Linked DNA regions of Mus musculus: regions 1 and 2 are each linked to region 3. The links are chromatin loops, found by intact Hi-C in ENCODE. Cell type or tissue: heart. All regions are shown on one strand.

Region 1 (2,500 bases), 89 kb before region 3:
ACCTGCTCTGTAAACCAAGCTGGGCTTGAACTAAGGGATCCACCTGTCTTTGCCTCCTGAGTTCAGGGATTAAACCTAGCTTGGCTTGCTTCTTCTTCTTCTTCTTCTTCTTCTTCTTCTTCTTCTTCTTCTTCTTCTTCTTCTTCTTCTAGATTTACTTATTTTATTTTATGTATATGAGTACACTGTAGCTGTACCGATGGTTGTGAGCCTTCATGTGGCTGTTGGGAATTGAATTTTTAGGATATCTGCTCACTCAGGTCAACCCTGCTTGCTCACTCAGTCCCTGCTCACTCAGTCCCTGCTCACTCCAGCCCAAAGATTTATTTATTATTATACGTAAGTACACTGTAGCTGACTTCAGACACACCAGAAGAGAGCATCAGATCTCATTACGGGTGGTTATGAGCCACCATGTGGTTGCTGGGATTTGAACTCAGGGCCTTTGGAAGAGCAGTCAGTGCTCTTACCAGCTGAGCCATCTTGCCAGACCCCTTGGTGGTTCTTAAAACATTCATCAGAACTTCTAAATAGAAATGATATGCCCCAGCAATCCAAGGACTAAGTTATACAGGCAAGATCATTCAAGACAGGTATTTGAAAAAAATGAAACATAAAAAATTGTGTAACACTGTTTATAATAAACTACAAGTACAAACAACCGAAATGCCCATTAACTGATGGGTGAATATACAATGTGGTATGTCCATACAATAGAATATTATTCAGCCATAAAATACATCAAGTATAGTAGCTAAAATATGAATGAATTTTGGGAACTCTAAGCCGAGTGAATGAAGCCATGCTATAGAATACTATTTATATGAATTACATAAACCATGGAAAAGTTGGAGACAGAGATGAGAGGCCACTTACCAGAGGCTAGGGGAGGGAGGGGTGAGAAGAAATTTCTTGTTGAGTGTGAGCAGCTTCCTGCAGTGGCAAATGGTCTGGAAATGGGTGGCGGTGATGGTTGCACCATATGGTGAACGCACTAAATACCACCGAATTGGACACTTGGGAATGATTAGAATGGTAAATGTTATGCTCTGTGCATTTTATCAACCCCCTAAAAAATTAAAAAGAGAAACCTAGAGTGTCACAGTAGAACTTCCCTTCCAGGTCTCCTTCCCTGTCAAACCAGGACACCATGGAGCAAAGCATGATGGGAAAGATGGGATGACCTGGGAAGTCTATCGGTTGTGTGAGGGTAGAGGCTGGACCCTTGAAGCCTGTCACAGCCTAGCCAAGCAACTTCTGTACTCAGTGTTGAAATCCTGCTGAAGAGAGGCTGACCGCCAGGAGCTGCGGGCCTCCCAGGTTTGAGATGTTCTCTCTCTCCTTGTGTGTGCGAGCATTTCCTGTGACTAATGTGGGCTGGGGCTTGTCTCTCTTGGCTGCAGCTAGACTGAAGACAAGCTCTCCCCTGGTTTGGCAGGAAGTGTTTGAAGCTACTGCCAAGACATCTGCTTCATGTCTCTTGGCAACAACAGGCATCCTGAGAGACAGACTCGGCTTGGAAGTCAGAGCAGCTATGCTTCTTTCTCCTTTTCTCCTGTGGGACATTAAACGGAAGCTCCAGTCTCAGCTTCAGATGGATCATATGCAGGGAGTCTGAGTTACAGAGAAGCCAGCATTGGGGTACAGAAATGAGGGGGGTGGGGAGACACGGAGACTTCTGGCTTAGACATATTGGGTTTGATTCCCAGCCTGCCATTGTCTTAACGGCATATGTGAAATCACTGTGTGGAAAAGGAGAACATCTTCCTCCGGAGTTGAGCAGTGGGGTTCTGAGGGAGAACACCCTGAAAATACAAAATACGAGCACATTCGGGCATGCTGGAAGAGTTTGAGAAAAGCTCCCTGGGGCCTCCAGGGAAGTGGCCTCCAGAGACCTGAAAGGACCAGTTCAAAACACCCCAAGACCAAATCTCAGCACAAAGGAGATTTATTTATCCCAGAGGGATGAAGGGCAAGGGATAAAAGACAAAGACAGGAGATAGCGGATGAGGGAGAAGAGGAAGGACAAGGGAGAGGTGGGAATTTTTCTCCTGGAGGGGAACAAAGGACTGCCTCTGGATAGAGAGGAGGCAGGCATGGCCCACAGGCAAATGGTGGTTAATAGAGGTAAACTTCTTGTTGAGTGTAAGCCGGGAAGACCTGTGTTAGAATGAGGTGTTTGATTTTAACTGGGCATGTTAATTAGGTGAGCCAAGGAGAGCTTTTGATTGCTGGACTTCAGTACTTTGATAGCTGGACCTTAGAAGTCAGCCTCAAGAGGAAGTGACCAAATAAGGGACTAGACCTTGGGGGCTAGCTTTAGGAATGCAATCTAACAGTTTTTAGCAAGGCAGAGGGGATGGAGGAGAAGAGCAAGGCCTGCCAGAACCCTGCTTGCTATGCTCTAGCTGGCCAGAGTCCCTTCCAGATCACCATGTCAGGCACCTGGCCTTGTGTCCTCTGCCCTCTCATCTCTAGTCACCAGGGCCCTGGCATTGAC
Region 2 (2,500 bases), 100 kb before region 3:
CTCTCTCTCTCTCTCTCTCTCTCTCTCTCTCTCTCTCTCTCTGTGTGTGTGTGTGTGTCTGTCTGTCTGTCTGTCTGTCTGTCTGTTTCCATGTCTCTGTCTATTTCTATCCCCACCTCTCTATCTCTGTCTTTCTGTCTGTCTCTTCCTTTCTCTCTTTGTGATGGAGGCTGGGATAGTCCCTTGTAACCAGGGAAGGTACTCTATGCCTCTGACTCTCTGTGTTTCTGTCTCTTTGTTTCTGTGTGTCTCTCTCTATGTGTGTCTATCTCCGTTTCTGTCTCCCCCTCTCTATTGCCTTGTCTCTCTTTTGTCTCTGTCTCTGTGTCTCTCTGTCTGTCTCTCTCTGTGTCTCTGTCTCTGTCTCTGTCTCTGTCTCTCTCTCTCTCTCTCTCTCTCTCTCTCTGGTGGGGGGCTGGAATAGTCCTTTGTAACCAGGGTAGGTATTCTATGTCTGCTAACTCTGGCCCAGCCCTCCAGACTGTCTCTTAGCTGGAACTAGGAGAAAGGAAGGAAGGAAGGGATCTAGGAGATCTAGTTTTTCCCACTGTGTAAACTGAGGCAGAGGGCCCAGAAGGAGTCTCTGGCTAGTAATCACTCAGCCAAGCCCCGTGTGGAATGAGGACCCCTTCCCTCCAGATTCTCATCTTGGGTTCTCCACATGGAACTGGAAGTACCATGATTTCAGACATGCCCCACCTGATGGATATAATACACAGGCCTAGCCTTGCACCCCAGCAGCCCAGCACGGCACTGCTGCATGTCGGGTTCTTCAGCATACAGCTCTGCAGGCTGCCACCCACCACAGAGCAAACAGCTTCTTAGGGATTCTCAGATGTGTGCAGTCTGAGCCACCCCTCAGCCTCTCTTCCCAGTACTTAGGTTTGAATTCTTAGGACTGAGTTGGAGTCTGTGTTCTTGAGGGTGAACTAACGGCTGTTCTGTTCTGAGGACTGACTCTTCGGGAGCCCGCAGCTCCAGTATCTCCAAGCAAGAGAAAGTGACGGCTGGGCAGCAGTGTGTGCTTCTTTGGGGCTATTATGGGCCCCGTGGGCAGGAAGTGTTGCCAGCGGCTGCATCCGCTGCTCCCTTCCTCCCAGTGTTGTTCTTAGAACATTGTGAACTTGAGACAGTTCTGCAAAGTCCCAGTTCTGGGGCTAATTCTGGCCGGGCTGGCATCCTGTGCTCTGCTGCATAGAGGGGCCATTTCTGCATCTCTGGTCATGCCCATGTGCTCAAGGATCGGCTCTGAAACTAGAGTCCTTGCTGCAGAGGCTAATCACAGCCAAGTCCTGCTGCTCTTTGTTCCTAGCTATCACTAGGCTTGGTGTCTACAGACTGCCATCCAGAGCCAGGCTGATGTGAAAGGCTGTGTGTGCTTAGCTTTCGAGCTCGCTCACCACCCGGGCTATACGCATCCCCAGAAGAGGACCACAAAGCCACCAGTGTATCTCCTGCCTGGATGCCAGGTACTTCCCAGTTCAGCTACCTCTCCATAGGCTGAGGACAGCCCAGAGCAGGCATGATGTGCAAAGTGCCTTGGAGTAGCTGAGCCCTCAGTTCTAGTCTTAGATGCCCCCATGGACTGCAGACTGTTGTTTTGAGCAATCATTACCCAACTCTATACCCTAAGGAGTCAGGAGAAAGGTGGCCAGGGACTGGTAGAGAAGTGACACAAACAGCTAGCAGTCCTCATGTGACTCTCAGCACTTTAGTGAGAGGTGGTCAGGTTGGGATCATGGAAGCTTGCTGCTCTCCTAAAGGATCAAAGTCTGGGACCTACAACCCATGACAGGTTGGGTTTCTCACAGCCACCTGTAACTGCAGATCGAAGGGATCGTGACGTCCTCTTCCCACTGCTGTAGGAACCTGTTCACACCTGTGCACAGGTGTCCTATGAAATGCTCGCAATCGAATATGTTTTGAAAAGATTATCGCAGGGGCTGGGGAGATGGCTCAGTAGTTAAGAGCACTTAACTGTTCTTCTGAAGGTCCTGAGTTCGATTCCCAGAAAACCACATGGTGGCTCACAACCATTTGTAATGAGATCTGATGCCTTTTTCTGGTGTATCTGAAGACAGCTACAGTGTACTCATATAAATAAAATAAATAAATCTTTTTTTAAAATATTAACTCAGCCAGGCGGTGGTGGCACACCCCTTTAATCCCAGCACTTAGAAGGCAGAGGCAGGCGGATTTCTGAGTTCGAGGCCAGCCTGGTCTACAGAGTGAGTTCCAGGACAGCCAGGGCTACACAGAGAAACCCTGTCTCAAAAAACAAACAAACAAAAAGACTGACTCTCTCAATTCCTGAAATAGGATGTACTTTGGCTGAGTTGTAGCTGTGCTTGAAGAAGCTTAGGGAGCTGGTCGTAGAGGGACTCTTACCCAAGGAGCTGCCTACTAAGTGGCAGTGGCCAGGTGGAGTCATCGAGGCCTGTGGCTTCCGCTCAGTGAGCCTCTCCGAAGCACTGGCTGTTATAGGTGCTGGGTGTTGTGC
Region 3 (2,500 bases):
AAGGAAGCTGCCCTAGTCTTACAGAGCCTTTGGTGTCTACAACAGCAACATCCAAGTCCCAGGCTTCTGCGGCTATGAATCCTGCTCTAGAGTACCCTGTGCTCACCATCTACCCAAAATGAAACATGTTCCTTCCCAAAAGAGAATCTCTCACACACATATCGTAGGGGACCTAGATAGATGCATGGACTGTTTACATTCTACATTAGGACCACCACTGTGGTTGCCACGGCTACAATCCCATGATCCCCTTCTCAGGAGATCTGCAATGCCTCTGTCCTTTCCCCTACTGTTGGCCCCAGCGCTGTCCCACACTTGCTTTCTATCTAGCTTCTAAGTTCCTCAATTATTTTTCTCTTGGTGTTGGACATGGCCCAGTTCTTGTACTATTCCACCATACCCAGAAGGCTTTGGAAACAAAGTCACAGATGCCAAATCCCTCCCAGAAAGATACATGCAGGAGCCTAACAGGAAACCCTGAGGAGTTGTCAATCAGGAACAGCATCCGTTTGTCTGTCCCTCCAATAGACATTCAAGGGTGCACCTGGTTAAACATGAACAGAAACAGAGAGCATGCCTTACCATCACCCATATCATTCCACAGCTCTTCTCAAGGCTCCTTAAAGCAGACTGTGTTCAATTTTGCAAAAGGTTGACTCAAGGCCCAGCCCAGACAGGGCAAATGGCCAGTTCCATATATAGGAGCCTGGGGCTGACTCCCAGCCGTGGTCTTTCACCAAAGGCTCTTTGTACCAACTCTCCTGGCCCAGTTGGCCTGAGATGGGAGCAGGTGGGGAGCCTGGGTGCCACCACACATAACAGAAATTCACGGCAGGACAGCTGTCAAAAGGAGGCAGGGAGCTTTCTGCTCTGCTATGGGAGATTCTTCCCCGCCCTGTCCCTAGTCTATGGGAATCTCGCCCTGTCCTTTCAGTGTGGCTTCCCAAGGGAGGTGGCTCGAGGCCACTTGGCTGTGCTAAGCAGGAGCAGAGTTGAACAGCACGATCCAGCCTGCGAGGATCTAACTAGCGTTACATCTTTTTTTCCGTCACTGTTGCTCCAGTGTGTGAGTCTCCTAGGGCTAAAGCCGAGCATTACACTGCAGCTGAATCCACTGCCCACTGTGCTAGCAGTATCTGAAGAGTGTCTACGTAAATGCCCCAGAGTGGGACACAACCGTCCTTCAACCTTTCGCCGCTCTGGAGGCTAGGAGAGCATTCAAGGTGCTGGGTCTCTCTTTACATGACTCCCTCCTTGTGAGCCTGTGTGATCTCATCTCAAGATCCATAACGGCATGTACAAGTTCTGTTTTGCTAGGTGAGGGCACATTCACAGGGTTTGGGGACTTAGAACAGGTGACATCTTTTCTTAAGGGCTACTCTACCACATACCCATCATCTTTGGAATCACACGGAGCCCGATGAAATCTTGTCCCCATTACTTGCCAGCTGGTCTTTGGAAAAGTTTGGAAATATCCCCAAACTTTGTTGGTTTTTAAAAATGCATAAAATAGGCATAATGTTTACTCAATCGAGTTCTTTTGTGTGTATGTGTGTGAAAGATTTGTTTATTTATTATGTGTAAGTACACTGTAGCTGTCTTCAGACACATTTTCTTCTCTTTCCAGCCCCGATCACTCTGGCCCAAAGATTTATTATTTTATTATGTGTAAGAACACTGTCTCTGTCTTCAGACACCCTAGAAGAGGGCATCAGATCTCATTACTAATGGTTGTGAGCCACCATGTGGTTCCTGGGATTTGAACTCAGGACCTTTGGAAGAGCACTCAGTGCTCTTAATCACTGAGCCATCTCTCCAGCCCTCAATCGAGTTCTTAAAAGGGCTAAATGATGTAACAAAGGGTCTTGATTTACTGTACACACTCACTGAGTGATCTGTATGTCTAAAAAGGTGATAAAGAAGTGACTTAGAGAACTGAAGATGTCTTCCCACGGTCTCATAGCTCCTTAGATGGCAGAGCCAGCAAACCGTCTTCCTGTAGCTTTTCAAAGCCTGCTATTTTCCTTGTATCCTCCCAGACACCATGACCATAGCATCCTCTGAGTGGAGTCAAAGTACCAGAGATACTAATATTCTGGCCCTAGTAAGGGTCAGAATTTGACCTTGACTTCTTCCCCAGGTAACAGAAGAAGCCAGGTGTAGCCCTACTTGGGAGAGGAAGCCAGTGGTCACAGTATCACTGTTACATAGTAGGGCAGTGGCTGTGGAGAGGGCTTGTTGTAGCCGTTTCCACAAATTGTCTCATCCCACTTAAGGTTTGACGAAAACCCTCTAGGGTTTAATTAAGAAAGCTAAGCTTTCTTTAGGCAAAGGAATCAGCTTCACCAGGAAGGACAGACAGGGCATCTCTGGAGCAAAATGAAAGGCCCCGTGTCAGCAAATGGATTAATTCCTTCCCCTCTGAATTCTTTTGAAATGTGATCTCCCCTTGTCTCCTCTCCAAGAGACAGGAACGACTTTGATCTTGAAAGCTCTGTCA

Evidence for each region. A loop is a pair of places that touch in the nucleus more often than their neighbours do. Peaks named below come from ENCODE experiments on the same cell type or tissue, not always from the same donor. Only the 100,000 strongest peaks of a DNase experiment are listed, where the experiment ranks them.
Region 1: it touches region 3 in a loop (7-fold over the local background); 9 of 42 quality-filtered maps call a loop at or near these places.
Region 2: it touches region 3 in a loop (3-fold over the local background); 9 of 42 quality-filtered maps call a loop at or near these places.

Annotation. Positions count from the first base shown.
Region 1 is chr12:8,356,219-8,358,718 of GRCm38, forward strand. No RefSeq gene overlaps it. Among named protein-coding and RNA genes, the nearest start is that of Gm33134, 6.5 kb to the right of the region's middle. In heart, a CTCF peak has its summit at 1,293; a DNase peak (open chromatin) is centred at 1,383; H3K27ac peaks cover 1,446 bases.
Region 2 is chr12:8,344,003-8,346,502 of GRCm38, forward strand. No RefSeq gene overlaps it. Among named protein-coding and RNA genes, the nearest start is that of Gm33134, 19 kb to the right of the region's middle. In heart, no CTCF peak of the experiment used is centred here; DNase peaks (open chromatin) are centred at 1,109 and 1,739; H3K27ac peaks cover 1,644 bases.
Region 3 is chr12:8,444,760-8,447,259 of GRCm38, forward strand. No RefSeq gene overlaps it. Among named protein-coding and RNA genes, the nearest start is that of Gm51967, 3.0 kb to the right of the region's middle. In heart, a CTCF peak has its summit at 1,072; DNase peaks (open chromatin) are centred at 392 and 952.